Linked DNA regions of Homo sapiens: region 2 is linked to region 1. Evidence: read pairs that join two places in POLR2A ChIA-PET (ENCODE). Cell type or tissue: A673. All regions are shown on one strand.

The links. ChIA-PET counts read pairs that join two places held together with the same protein. Peaks named below come from ENCODE experiments on the same cell type or tissue, not always from the same donor. Only the 100,000 strongest peaks of a DNase experiment are listed, where the experiment ranks them.
Region 2: POLR2A ChIA-PET joins it to region 1 with 5 read pairs; 1 of 35 experiments calls an interaction of 5 or more read pairs at or near these places.

What each region holds. Positions count from the first base shown.
Region 1 is chrX:52,267,874-52,275,873 of GRCh38, reverse strand. No RefSeq gene overlaps it. Among named protein-coding and RNA genes, the nearest start is that of MIR8088, 65 kb to the left of the region's middle. In A673, CTCF peaks have their summits at 4,456 and 6,447; a DNase peak (open chromatin) is centred at 4,463.
Region 2 is chrX:52,651,968-52,659,967 of GRCh38, reverse strand. It overlaps SSX7 (SSX family member 7), which reads left to right and starts at 5,068. Exons shown (of 8, transcript NM_173358.2): 1 at 5,068-5,206; 2 at 6,476-6,564; 3 at 6,984-7,098; 4 at 7,621-7,716. The coding sequence starts at 6,496. It also overlaps the pseudogene LOC791097. In A673, no CTCF peak of the experiment used is centred here; DNase peaks (open chromatin) are centred at 3,587, 3,647 and 4,997; H3K4me3 peaks cover 4,163 bases; H3K27ac peaks cover 5,163 bases.

The DNA of each region.
Region 1 (8,000 bases):
CTAAAATCACACGATTACCAGAACAAATTCCGCAATATATACTTCATGAAAATATATCATTTTTGAACAATTGTTAGAAAGTCAAGGGACTGATAAAAGAATACTTAGAGCTTCAATTAGACTATTTTGTTCATATTCATTTGACCCAAAGCAATGCCTGAAGAGCTTTTAGCTTTTACACACACTTCCAATCATTGTATCTTTATAGAATCTTTGCGCATATTCCTAAACATACTTTAGAAGAATGCATAAATGACATGACTAAATGTGACACCCCAACTTATGCAGCTACAATGAAGCATTCAATAACATCTCAAACCATGGATGGCTCACATAATAGGTAGAGAAATGCTAATAGAAACAGACATGCCAATCAAAACAGTTCATTACATAAGAAGCGCTATATCATACCAATCCCCAATCATAGTACCACAGATAGAACCATATGTTGGAAGATCTCACATGACATGCTTGGATATGATACGACACTCCTACAAGTCATTTGTTAATAGTTGGTATGAATTCTGGTACCAATCTGGACTTGAAGGAAATGAACATTATGATTATGAAGTAGATTCAAGGGATGACACAAGACTAAATATAGCTACAAAACCAACCACTTCATCTTACACCCATATATCAGACCCCCACAGGAAAAAGTGTCAATGCCACTAGGATATCCATTAGATTATGATATAATAACAACAGAAGAGGATAAGACATACTATAACTATCATCTAATTAACTTTCCTAACTTGCTGTTTTTTGGAAATTTTGCCTTCACCCACCCTGTTCATCTTATGATTATTACGCAAAAAGCCAAAATTATTTGACAGTCTCACAATTCTTCTTTTTTCTTTTTATTAGACAAAAGAGAGCTGGAGTAACAATTCTTTAATAAGGCTAAAAAATTCTCACTGGCAGAATTATATTGAAAACATAGATGACACCCAGTAATCTTAACTAATGCTGACTATCACTTTACACACACTACCTTTGAAACACACACTAAAACAATGTATGTAGATAAAGCTTGTCTTGAATACAAGTATACTTATACTTGCCCTCCACAAATAAGGAACTTATAAAGATAAAAAATAGAATCAACACTACCCAACAAGATATACATTTTGAGGGACAACCAACATTAATATGCTTTAACCTTAACTTTACATATATTAAAGCTACATTTCATTATCCCACGGATGAAAACCTTATCCTTGCCCATTCTACACTATAAGTTGCTTACTAACATGGTTACACGTTCCAAGATCAACAGGCTTTACAAAACAAAACAAACCAACAGACACAGCACAATTCAGACTTTGGCATAATAAAACACATGCTAAATTTACAACATTAAATGGCAAACTTGGCTACAATATATCAAAACTACCTTTACACAATAAGCAAAGAGTTTATAGAGAATGTAGACAGATATGTTATCATAACTGGAAAGTCCACTCTATGGTGGAATGTGACAGAAACCAAAGCAGGCTTATGTTGGACACAACCACAAAAACCACACTAGTTCCCAGTCATCACAATAGATACAATGACATAGAAAATCCCTACTAAATTTACTGATTGCTGGATGTCGACATCTTCTAGAAACCCATGGACATTAGAAACTGGACATTAGAAACAGTTATTTTTGATAAATTACAACAAACAAAATGGGAACAATTAATATTCACATCTACTCACAGACCAGATATATACAATCTGCTATTATCTAACTCACTCTTAGTACTTGGACCATTCACACTGACCTACAAAACAGCAGAGGTTATTGGCACATTCTTTACAGGAAATGAACCAAGAGACATAACTATATTAGACAAATTTACCAGGAAAACTAAGTATATACAAAATCAAGTTATTTTTACAATGTATCCACTGGTAATTCAGGATGATGTAAACTTTAATTTTGAAGATGTAGATAGAAACAATACACAATTTAAGTCAATTAACTGGTGGGAAACACTAGGAACCAAAATAAATATGGATAAAGTCACAAAAATAGACTCAGGTATGTCAAATTACTTTTTCTTCATGATTCAGCCATTTGATGGATCATAGAATAAAGTTATATGGTCAGTCCAACATCCTATTTATCAAAATATAGCCAAACTAGACTCCCACTTACCTGTATTTGTAGCTAGAGATATCTCTTTTGCAAAATGCTATGTTAAACCCCAGAACCTTGGGCCATGCATAATTCGCAGAGGATGCTGGACTGACACATTGCTTAGGAACACACCACTGGACACCACAGTGTACCAAAGGAATAACAAACCCTCTATCTAAATTATGAAAACCAAATTTAGTTGAACCTATCCTAATTAACCCATTAAGATTAATTTACAAACCAGCACCTAGGAGAGTCAAAATATTTTTCAAAAAAGAACTTAAAGTCACATACATCAAACCACAAGTTATGTAATTTGAGGGACAAGGATATGACAAGCAGTTCATTTTACCAAATTTACCTTCACTAGATAAATATCATCTAAGAAAACCACCACAACTATTTGCAGCAATTGGAATTATTTCAAACTCAGTCATTTCAGGAATACAAGAAGCAAAAATTTAGGAAGTTAATACAGACCTATGAACATAAACGTAACTCCTGCAAACAACTACCACATCTATACTTTCATCTATCTCATAGGCAATTAACGAGATATAGTCAATGATGACTCATACACACGACCTCCCAGAATCCCAAAAGGAATTCAATTACAATATTGATCACAAGTTAAACACCTAAAAACTAACCTATTTACATTAAGAAACTTTATGGTGAAAAACTTGCTGCAAACACAGTGTATTAGGCTAAGTATTTTACTAACTCAGACTTGGAATGACATAAGGAACATTATACACATCAGGAAAATTATTCACAGAAAATTGGGACAAAATGTCTATAGTTAAATTGGATACATCCAAAGCATCAGGATTCAGGGCAATGTATATTAAATCTACTTGAATTAAGAGGAGGAGACTCAATGGCATAAGACACAATGGCAATTACACAGAAAGATAAGACATAATCTACATATAACTGCCTTAGAAAGACCACTATTTATTGATGGTTATTTTATACAAAAAGAATTAATATTCCAATGATCAAACACTATATACTCTACCTGTCAGGACAAAGTTCCTAAACTAGATTACTCAACTATCAGCATCACGAAAATCCCCACAATGACTCTAGACTTATGAAACTTCAATTAGATAATAAGCTTAGAGAGGAACAACACACTGACCTATTATAACTGTGAACCCTGAATATCTGAGACAGGTCTCAGTTAATTTAGAAAGTTTATTTTGCCAAGGCTGAGCACACATGCCTGTGACACAGCCTCAGGAGGTCCTGATGACATGTCCCCAAGGTGGTCAGAGCACAGTTTGGTTTTATATATTTTAGGGGGACATGCAACATCAATCAACATATGTAAGATGAACATTGGTTCAGTCTGGAAAAGGCGGGACAACTCGAAGCAAAGGCTGGACAACTCGAAGCAGGGAGGAGACTTCCAGGTCATAGGTAGATAAGAGACAAATAAATGGTTGCATTCTTTTGAGTTTCTGATGAGCCTCTCTAAAGAAGGCAATCAGATATGCATTTACCAGGGTTATTCCTTGCTGAGAAAATAATTCAGCGATATTTCTCCTATTCACTTTCTGAAAGAAGAGAAATATGACTCTGTTCTGCCCGGCCTCACAGGCAGTCAGACTTTATGGTTATCTTCCTTGTTCCCTGAAAATCGCTGTTATCCTGTTCTTTTCAAGGTGCCCAGATTTCATATTGTTCAAACACACGTGCTTTTCAAACAATGTGTGCAGATAACGCAATCATCACAGGGTCCTGAGGTGACATACATCTTCAGCTTACAAAGATGACAGGATTAAGAGATTAAAGTAAAGACAGGCATAGGAAATTATAAGATTATTGATTGGAGAAGTAATAAATGTCCATGAAATCTTCACAATTTATGTTCAGAGATTGCAGTAAAGACAGGCATAAGAAATTATAAAAGTATTAATTTGGGGAACCAATAAATATCCATGAAATCTTCACAATTTACGTTCTTCTGCCGTGGCTTCAGCCAGTCCCTCCGTTTGGGGTCCCTGACTTCCTGCAACATCCATCTGCTGAGAACTTCCACTCAATAAAACATTGCATTCATTCTCCAAACCCACATGTGATCTGATTCTTCCAGTACACCAAGGCAAGAAATCCTGGCATACAGAAAGCCCTCTGTCCTCGCGATAAGGTAGGGAGTCTAATTGAGCTAACACAAGCTGCCTACAGATGGCTAAACTAAAAGAGCACCTTGTAACACACTCCCACTGGGGCTTCAGGAGCTGTAAGCATTCACCCCTAGACACTGCCTTGGGGTCAGAGCCCCACAACATGCCTGTCTGCATGCTCCCCCTAGAGGTTTGAGCAGCAGGCACTGAAGAAGCAAGCCACACCCACATCACATGCCCTGTGAGGGGATAAGGGAACTTTTCCTCTTTCACAAGGAAGCTCTAAGGAACTTCAACAAGTTCATGACACATTCCAAACAGAATTAGCACAATTAAAACACACCACTGAGGTAGTAACACATGGACTAGCAATACTAAACACAAATAAAATAGCATTCAAACTAGATGGCTTACACAGAAGATGCATCTTCTTCCAAATGATTAAGAAGACTTTTAGCCATACCCCTTATGAAGGCTCATGGTCAGACTGGAACCCAATCAATATATTAAAAACTGGACTCTGGAATTGGTCTAAATATATCTGTGAACATTTACAGAACGTTGTCATCTTCATTGTAAACATCCTCTTTGCTTACCATATACTTAAGATCTGCGTTTTCAGCCTTTGTAACACAAAATTGTAAACAAGTTACCAAGAGGAAATTAATTCCCATGGTGACTTGTCATTTTTTATTTTTGTAACCCCTTCCTCAAACATTGTTTGCATTATGATTACTAAAATCTTGGAGTAGATTGTATAGAGCACCCTTGACATAACTAACACCATCTTAGAAAAATACTCCATTTTATATTTCATAGGGCACTTTGCCAACAATAATAGCATGTTTTGTTTAATAAACAAATAAAACATGAAGACTGCATCCAACCAGATAAGGACACAAACAAGCACTCTTCCACGATCAGCTCTTACCAGAGGACCCTGTGACTATAAAAGATTAGGCCTTCAGCAGTTTCAAACATCTGTCTTAACTGACACCTTCTTGCAATCAATCATGACAAGAACTTGGCATTTGCTGCCAAAGGCTCTGCCACGTCAAAGACTTCCTTGCAAGACCCATGGACCACTCAGCCCAGACCAGGACTCTTTTTGTCTTCTTCACCCCCCCTGGACTGGTTCCTTAACCCTTTGTCCTCTTTTTCCTCTCAATGAAAAAGTTTTACTTTGATGAAAAGTGTTACTTTGTTGTGGAATGTTTAACTTATAACACTTATAAATTGATTTAGCATACTGTTATGTATGGTTTGCAATACTGACTGACTTGTGGAGTGGCTTGAGTTTGTGTGCCTGCTGCTCTAACTACCAGGTGAACGATAAGTGCTAAGGAGAACTGCCTCCTTAGGAACTCCGTGTAGCTTGTGGCTTTTACGACTGAATTAGCATCAATAAAAGCCTGATATTGTGGAAAGGCACAAGCACATGTGGACCTGGTTATGTCCAACTTGTCACCATTCATGGCAGCTGTGGTGCACCAGTCTGTCCCACCCTCTCTCCCAGTTCCCCACTAAAGACTCCGGAATCCATCCTCTGTGTGCGGTTTCATAGCCTCAAAGGCTCAGATGCCTCAAATAATGTCCTCCTCCAAAACTCACCTCATCTTCTGCTGACCTTCCTCCCCTCCATGACCCACTTTCCTCCCCTGTCCCACAACGACAAGGCTGGCGGCAGAATAGCCACCTCTTAAAAGAACAATGACCTCCAGGCCCTTCCCGCTGTGAAGCCACCTACCACACTGCCTGACCTGCCCAAAGCCTGCTAACTCCACCTGACACTTCACTGACACTTAAACTCCTGGGAGGACTGACCTATGGACCTATCAGCTGTGTCTCAGTCATCCAGAAAGAGTCCAGACGGTAGGAATGTAACCAGCACCCGCGCAGCTTGGCGGCATTCACCACGCAGTGCGAAGGGGCAGACGGGAAGACACCCAGCAAACATGTGCACTGAGGCCGGCTCTTGCCTCTTAGACTGCAGTGCCCCGCCCCATCCTACTCCACCCTGCCCCTTCCCAGGTCCCCACTAAAAACTCCAGAATCAGTTATCTGTGGGCAGTTTCATATGCCTCCAGGACTCAAATACTTCAGATAGTGTCTCCTTTCACAACTCACCCTTTTCTGAGCTGATCCACCTCCCCTCTATGGCCCACCTTCCTACCCTGTCCAGGGGGCGCCACAACAGCAAGACCATAGCGGCATCGTAGAATAAATACATTAAGACCTGTTTCCTTTTTTTGGTTACGTTCTTTTACATTTAAATCTCCTGACTGGTAACTGATTTCCCTGAATATGCCTGTGGTCACAGTGCATGGTTCAGAAATATCCATAGATACTGGACCTAGGATTTAGGCTCAGTCTACTCTGACATGAAGTACAGCAGTGGTGACTATACTCATCATATGCTGTACTCCCCAAATATCAGCCAAATAACTTGTTGATAAGCAAAGCTAACTTTATTGCATAAGGCTGTAAGGAAGAGTACTTCCTGAACAGGGTCTTAGCAGAGTCTCAGAGGTAGAAGGATTTGGGGGACACTTATTCATATTTTGAAATCTGGCATAAAGCAGGTCTTTCAATGTAGGGGAAGGATGTGATTGGGTGGGAATAGTGATATGCTGGTTTTAGGTTTGGTGGACACAGCAAGTCAAGGATTTTAAGGCAAGTGGTTCAAAGAGTCTTGAGGTTGTAAAATGCCATTTGGCACTTTTTACTGAACAGTGGATAGGCCTTTTATGCAGTTCCTAGAATCAATAATAAAGTTATGTTCAACTTTTATCTTCGCAGGCAAGAGATTATTGTAGTAATAATGTTATGTTAATGAAGCCAGTGGAATAGTAAACTCTTGTTCATATAGGCAGTAAGCTGTGTGCATGGTTTCAGTTCTCATTACTTACTTTTAGATAACTTATGAGTGTGGTAGGTCATATAGGAAAGGGAAGGAGAGGAAGGGGGCCTTGATGAGCTAGTAGCTTTCTGTTAGTAAATTAGGACATATGTGTGTGTGTGTGTGTGTGTGTGTGTGTGTACATATATCCTATTCATACATAATAATTGTACATATTTACAGGGTACAGTGTGATATTTTGATACACATACACAACTTGTAATGATCAAATCAGGATAATCAGCATATCCACCACCTCAAACATTTAGCATTTCTTTGTGTTGGAAACGTTCAAAATCCTCTTTTATAGCTATTTGAAAATATACAATAGATTATTGTTAACTATAGTCACCCTACAGTGCTAAATAGACGACTAGAGATTATTCCTCTTATTTAGTCTTAATTTTGTATCCATTAGCTAAACTCTACCTGTTCATCCCCCACCCTTCCCAGACTCTACTAATCTCGATTCCACTCTCTACTTCTATGAAATAAAAGCTTTAAGCTTCCACATATCAATGAGAACATTCGGTATTTATCTTTCTGTGTCTGGATTATTTCACTTAATGTCCTCCAGGCTCACACATCTGAAGCCCATACATGTTGCCTCAAATGATGGGATTTCATTCTTTTATATGACTGAATAGTATTCCATTGTGTATACATACACCAATGTAAATTAGATTGTATTTTGTTTACTTATTTCTTTTTTATTGATACATTGTTGTACATATTTATGGGGTACATGTGACACTTTGATATATGTATACAAAGGACAATGACTAAATCAGGGTATTTAGGATATCCATCACCTCAAACATTTATCATTTATTTGTGC
Region 2 (8,000 bases), 380 kb before region 1:
TAGGCCAAAAAAAAAAGACCTAATTTTCATACCTTTATACAAGAAAGTAACTCAAGTGGATCATAGATTTAAATCTAAAATATAAAACTAAAAGAAAACTTTTACAATAAAATATAGGAGAAACATCTGAGATCTAGGGCATAGTGAACGGTTCAAAAAGCATAATCCATAAGGAAAAAAATAAATTAGATTTCATCCAATTTAAAACTTGTGCTCTGCAAGAAATCTTTTTAAAAGGATGAAAAAACAGGTTATGACCTGGGAGAGAGTGCTTGCAAACCACATATCCAAGAAAGGACTCACATCCAGAATATATAATGGATATACATACTACTCTCAAAACTCAATGGTAGGCTGAGCATGGTGGCTCACACTTGTAATCCCAGCACTTAGAAAGGTCGAGGTCGGGGGGGCGGGGGCAGATCCCTTGAGGCTAGGAGTTCGAGACCAGCCTGGGCAACATGGCAAAAAACACATCTCTGCTGAAATACACAAATTAGACAGGCATGATGATGCGTGCCTGTAATCCCAGCTACTCGGGAGGCTAAGGCACGAGAATCGCTTGAACCTGGAAGGCGGAGGTTGGAGTGAGCCAAGATCATGCCACTGCACTCCAGCCTGGGTAACAGAGAGAGACTCTGTCTCAAGAAAAATAATAATAATAAAAGAAACCTCAATGGTAAAAAATGCAAACAAATAATCCAATTAGAAAATCATGAAAAGATATGAACATACATTTCACTGAAGAGGAAATAAGCAAATAAGCACATGAAAAGATGTTCAACACTCATTTGCTTCACTAGATGCAGAATAACACCACGATGAGGTATCACTACACACTTATTACAATAGCTAAAATAAAAGACATAGTGACAACATGGTGACAAGGATGCAGAGAAACTGGACACCTCATTAAGTGCTGCTGGGAAGGTAAAATCTTACAGCCACTCTGGAAAGCAGTTTGGTAGTTTCTTATAAAACTAAACAATGCAGTGACCATACAATTCAACAATTACACTTCAGAGAAATTAAAATGTATGCCCATCCAGAAACTTGTACATAATTGTTCATAGCAGCTTTACTTGTAATAGCCAATAGCTGGAAATAATCAATATGTCCTAAAATAAGTGAATGGTCAAACTGTGGTATATCCATCCCCTGGAATGCTACTCAGCAATAAAAATGAACTATCGTCAGGGCACAGTGGCTCACCCTGTTACCCTAGCACTTTGGGAGGCCGAGGCGGGTGGATCATGACGTCAGGAGTTCAAGACCAGCCTTGCCAGTATGTTGAAACCCCATCTCTATTACTAATATAAAAATTACCCAGGTGTGGTGGCATGCACCTGTAGTCACAGCTACCTGGGAGGCTGAGGCTAGAAAACTGCTTGAACCTGGGTGGCAGAGGTTGCAGTGAGCTGAGACACTGCACTCCAGCCTGGGCGACAGAGTGAGACTCCGTCTCAACAACAACAACAACAATGAACTATTGATACACAAATATCAATATCTTGGAGGAATCTCCATGGAATTATGCTGAGTGAAATAAACCCCTAAAACGTTATATACTATAAGATTTCATTTGTACAGCATTGTAGAAAAGAGAAAATTATAGAAATGAAAAACAGATTAGTGGTTGCCAGGGGTTAGGGATGGTGGATGGGATGAGAGTGAGTATTACTAAAAATGAGTAGCACAAGGGATAGCATTATGATGATGGAAATGTTCTGTACCTTTTTTTTTTTTTCTGAGAGGGATTCTCACTCTGTCACCTAAGCTGTAGTGCAGTGGCATGATCTTGGCTCACTGCAACCTCTGCCTCCCGGGTTCAAGCGATTCTCTTGTCTCAGCCTCCCATGTAGCTGGGAATACAGGCGTGTGCCACCATGCCTGGCTAATTTTTGTATTTTTGTATTTTTTGTATTTTTGTAGTAGAGACAGGGTTTCTCCATGTTGGCCAGGCTGGTCTCGAACTCCTGATCTCAAGTAATCTGCCCACCTCGCCCTCCCAAAGTGCTGGGATTACAAGCGTGAACCACTGCACCCAGGCATGTTCTGTATCTTTTTTTTTTCTGAAATATAAGCTTTATACTAAATTTAAAGAAATATTAAAAATAAACATTTTTTAACAAATTATAATCAAGCACTCAAAACAATTTAGGAATGTTAAACACTAATTCTTAATTGAAAATAATGACATCCATAGAATACATCCTGGTGTTGGCCAACAGGAAGTTTACTTAATATTAGTATTTTATACATACTTAACCATTCATCCTTCCTAAAATTCAATGATAACAATGATTTGACTTTATAAGGTGAAGTCTTTTATGTAATTCCCTAGAGATAACTTTTTCAAATGCAAAGCATTTATACCAGCAAGGAAATTATAAAAACATATATAAAGTATACTGAAGGATGTAATTTAAACACTGTCTGTATATGTAGATACGTTTAACCTTAGAAAGTACACATCAAAACACTTTCACAGAATATAGATGCCATTGCATGCTCTTACTTACGTTACAAAGCAAACAGCAGCTTCATAAACGTTGTTCTGCTATGTATTAACTGAAAAAAATAGATACTCCACAAAAAGATTTTGAAGACACATGGAGTGGAATGTGCCCGCATTAAGAGCAGAGCTTTTACAAGACCACCTGTCTCCAGCCGGCTCCCAGGGACCACTGAAAACAGCTGCTACCCTCAGAACGACAAGATGGTCTTGTTAATGATTTCACTGGACTTGAATCTCATCCCCCTTCACCACCAGCGGAGGCGAAACCTGATGATGTCGCCATGGGTTGGCTTGGCCAGAAGTGGATAATCTTGAAGTCGTAGACACACCTTCCAAGCATCACAATCTTTGCTTTCTTTAATAACAATAGAAATTAATAATTCTTTTCCTCCCAGGCACAGTGGCTCACGCCTGTAATCCCAACATTTTCGGAGGCCGAGGTGGGTGCATCACCTGAGGTCAGGAGTTCAAGACCAGCGTGGCCAACATGGTGAAACCTAGTCTCTACTAAAAATATGAAAATTAGCTGGGCATAGTGGCACATGCCTGTAATCCCAGCTACTCAGGAGGCCGAGGCAAGGAGATTCGCTAGAACTCAGCAGGCAGAGGTTGCAGTGAGCCAAGATCGCACCATTGCATACTGGGCAACCAGAGTGAACCTCTGACTCTAAATACATACATACATACACACATACACACAATAATTCTCTTCCTCTTACAGCAGTTACAGCATCAGAAGGTAGCTTCATGGGTTCATTTCTCAAGAGAATACCTATTGTTTTCTGTATTTTCAGCAAGGTTTTCTTCTTCTAAAACCTCAAGGGCTGCGATGGCCACTCGGCAGCCTAGTGGATTGCCACCGTATGTGGACCCATGGTCGCCTGGCTTAATGCTCAGCATTATGTCATCGTCCCACAGCACTGCAGACATAGAGTATCAGCCCCCAGAAAAGGCCTTTCCGAGGAGGACTATATCAGGTCTGACATTTTCATGATCAACAGCCAGCCATCTACCAGTTCTGGCCAATCCTATCTGTATTTCAGCAGCAATGAACAGAACCAAGCTGGGAGCACGAGATGGGATGAGGGTAAGTTAATATACCACAAAGCTTACTGTTTTTACAGAGTTTCAGCTGGTTCGTTCGTTCCTTCCTTCCTTCCTTCCTTCCTTCCTTCCTTCCTTCCTTCCTTCCTTCCTTTCTTTTCTTTCTTCTTTCTTTCAAGTATGGATGTATTTATTTATTTGACAGTCTTGCTCTGTCGCCCAAGCTGGAGTGCAGTGGTGTGATCTCAGCTCAATGCAACGTCCGCTTCCCAGGTTCAAATCATTGAGCGAGCCCAGAAAGTCAAAAGCAGCCGGGGAAAAATAGCAAAAGGCAGGGCGGTGCATGCCTGTAGTCCCAAGGCTGAAGCAGGAGGATCGCTTGAGCCCAGGAGGTAGGGACCAGCCAGGACAACATAGCAAAACTGTCTCTGCTAGAAAAATTAAAAATATTAGTGGTGGTGGGGTGGTGTGAGCCTGTAGTCACCAGGCTGAGGCGGGAGGATTGTTTGAGCCCGGGAGGTAGAGGCCAGCCTGGCCAACATAGCGAAACCCCATTTCTACTAACAACAAGAACAACAAAAAAATTGCGTGGGTGGGATGGCTCACTCCTGTAGTTCCGAGGCCAAGGTGGGAGGACTGCTTGAGCCCAGGAGGTCAATACCAGCCTGGCCAACGTAGCGAAAGCCTGTCTTTCCTATAAGTAAATAAATAAATAAATAAATAAATAAATAAATAAATAAATAAAATAAAATAAAATAAAATAAAATAAAAATGAGCAGGGCAGAATGGCAGTAGTCCTGAGGCCGTGGTGGAAGGATCCCTTGAGCCCAGGAGGTTGAGGCCAGCCTGGCCAACATAGCGAAACCGTCTCTTTTAAAAAATCCAAAAACAAAAAATATTAGTGGGGGTGGGGTGGTTCCCACCTGTAGTCGCGAGACCGAGGCGGGAAGATTGGCCAAGGCGGATGTAACCAATACCACAATCACATCCCATAAGTAAATACATTTTCCTCTCTCCAGGGCTACAGGTAAAGGATGGTAATTGTGCACACCACACTTAGATTCCCTTTCAAAAATGTAATCAGAGGTTGGAGGGCCTTGGACTGTTTTTTCAGTAGCAACAGATATAGAAGCCACTGAAGAATGAAAGCCACTACTAAGTACAGCAAAGCTCTGCAAATGTGCTAGTCTGGAAAACATTGTGTCTTTCAAGTAGAAAAATCACAGATCCGACTATTTTTTTCTTCTCGCTGTTCAGACTAGAAAACAGATTTTTAACCCAAGATCCAGGGACGGTCTTCAGAGAGTTCAAAATCTCCTGACGGCGCCTGAGGACCACCCACTTTGTCGCAGTGGCAACAAAGTGTTGCTGGAGGAGGAGACAATATTGTGCAATGTCACTATGCAGGGATGATGGACCAATCAGGGCAGTTAGTGAACTCCATCTGGCCAATCAGAAGTCAGAACAGTAGCGTGATAAGCGAAGCTGATGTGGCTTCTATCAGTCCAGGCTCCAGGGACAGAACCTTCTCAAAGTGGGGGTGGAGACTCTGATTTTCCCGCCTAAAGCATCCCCTGGGATTGGCTACTTTAAGTTCAGAGTATGCATGCTCTGACTTTCTCTCTCGATTCTTCCATACTCAGAGTACGCACGGTCTGATTTTCTCTTTTGATTCTTCCAAAATCAGAGTAAGCATGCGCTGATTTTCTTTTTCCATTCTTACTACCCCTCCCCTCCTCTGTGGTGCATTTGTTATCTAGTTTTAATAAGGAGTGTATGTGAGGCAGGTCGCCATCTCAAATCCTTCCTGTCAGTTTCTAACTTTTTCAGGTATGGGATTTTTCCTGGGAACTCTAGTAACTTAACAAATTTGGGCCGGGTACGGTGGCTCACGCTTGTAATTCCAGCAGTTTTGGAGGCCACAGCTGGTGGATCACTTGAACCCAGGAGGCGGAGGTTGCAGTGAGCCATGATCACACCACTGCATCCCAGCCTGGGCAGCAGAGAGAGACCATGACTCAAAAAAAAAAAAAAAAAAAAACTCACTCAAATCTTTCCTCCTGGGATCAAGTGATCCTCTCGCGTAGGCCTTGGGACTAGAGGTGCACACCACTCCGCTTCTGTTAATGTGTGTGTGTGTGTGTGTGTTTTGTTGTTGTTGTTGTTTTAGTAGAGATGGTTTCGGTATGTTGGCCAGGCTGGTCTCAAGCTCATGGGCTCAAGCGATCCGCCCTCCTTGGCCTCCCAAAGTGCTGGGATTACAGGCGTGAGCCACTGCGCCTGGCTGATTGCTGCACCTTGAAACTCCCTACATTCTCTCTAAGTGATGGCGGGCTCTTGTAGTCTCAGAAATTCTAGCTCTCTTCTTCTAATAATTTACAAATCACCCAGTAATAGCCTCTAAATCCGTTCATATTAGCCATGCTCATTTCTCTTCAACAGAACAGAACCCCCTATCCCTCTGCCTGATCAGATCCATCACCAGAGAGACGATGTTATCTCTGGGACTCATTTCCCTTCCATTATTTATTGAGTCGGGGTGTCAGCATGCCCCCACTGAATAAAATTACACAGTCACATCTCTGCCTTCCCAACAAGGGTCTGTACATCTTTCAGAGTAAGGCTAGCCCCAGGGAAACTACTAACAACATTAGCCAACCCCCTCCCAAAGACTCAAGGCTGCTTTGCCCACAGGAAGCCTGTCATCCCAAATCAATACTTCTCCCAGAGACCCCTGGTTCCCTATTTTCATCTGACTTCGCCCCATGTCATTACTCAGGGACAGATAAGCCCCAGATGGAGAAATGAAGCACCTGATTCCAGGTGACTGAGGGTGGCCGGCCTTCACTGATTTCTCCCTCCACAAGACCAAAGCTGCTGTGGCTGGAAAGACTCAGGCTATTTCTCTTGCAGGTCAGACTGCTCCTGGTGCCATGAACGGAGACGACGCCTTTGCAAGGAGACCTAGGGCTGGTGCTCAAATACCAGAGAAGATCCAAAAGGTGAGGTGACCTGGAGGGAGCAGAGTAGTGGCCCAGGGGACAGTGTGGGGTGGCCAAGTTTCTGAGGAGGGGAGGACAGAGATACTGGAGACAAGGACCAGGGTCTTGGGGGAGATCTGGATCCTTGAGAGCCTCCCATCCTCGCTCTGTCATCAACTAGCATCCTTGGAGACAAGTCTGTGACCGTGCACTACATTTGGTGAATCTCAGTCCATTCTGGAAAGTGGGAAGAGAGTCAGTCAGCAGCATTAAAGCCCTACTGTGTGGCAGGGGTGAAGCTAGGAAAGGTCGCTCATGTTGTCGGTTAGCCATGGCATCATCCCCACTTCCCAGATCCAGCACACAGGAAGGGGCTCCAGCTGAATGGCAGACATGTCTAGCTGAGTCACTGACAAAATTCCTTTTTTATCTTTTCCTAGTCCTTCGATGATATTGCCAAATACTTCTCTAAGAAAGAGTGGGAAAAGATGAAATCCTTGGAGAAAATCAGCTATGTGTATATGAAGAGAAAGTATGAGGCCATGACTAAACTAGGTAACAGAAAGTTCTAGGTACAGACAAGTCTGGGGACACATGAGCATCCCTATTCCTGCTTTGGCTACTTCTTAGGCTGCAGAAAGTACCCCACATTTTCCTTTTGTGCAGGGAAAAATCGCAAGGCAGCTTCTGGGTGTTCTCCTCTTCTGTATCCTGTCAGGGCTGAGGGCAGGGACTGGCCACAGTGGAGCTCATACCTGGATCCTGCACGTTTCTCTCCCTTAGGCTTCTGTTCTGATGAGTCCAAGTGTCTCTGTGGCATCCCGGCACCCCCACACCGTCCCTACCTTCCTTCTCTCGGCTTGTATCTTTCTTTCTTTCTTTTTTTTTGAGTCTGAGTCTCAGTCTGTCACCTAGGCTAGTTTGCAGTAGTGCAGTCATAGCTCACTGCAGCCTTGAACTCCTGGCCTCAAGCAATACTCCAGCCTCAGCCTCCCAAAGCACTGGTACTACAGATATGAGCCACCGTGACAGGTCAAAGCTTGTCTCTTAAGGAATAAACATTTTGCTTCTTTCTAGGCTTCAAGGCCACCCTCCCACCTTTCATGCATAATACAGGGGCCACAGACCTCCAGGGGAATGATTTTGATAATGACCGTAACCAAGGGAATCAGGGTGAGTAGACGGGAAGGGGCTGGAAAGGGTCTCCTCAAGCCCAGCTGCTTTTCAGCTCAGCTACTTGGGAAAGATCCTCAGGCATTTGTTCCCTCATACACATCAGGGCTGAGTGAAAAAAAAAAAAATTGCATGCAGAAAGTTAACTACAGAGGCCATTCATATAAAATTTTAAAACACGAAAAACAAGAATATATATTTTTATAGATAATAAGTAAATGGTAAATGTATACAAACATGAATGTGAATAAAAAGCCATCAAATTGAGGTGACTGGCTGTAAGT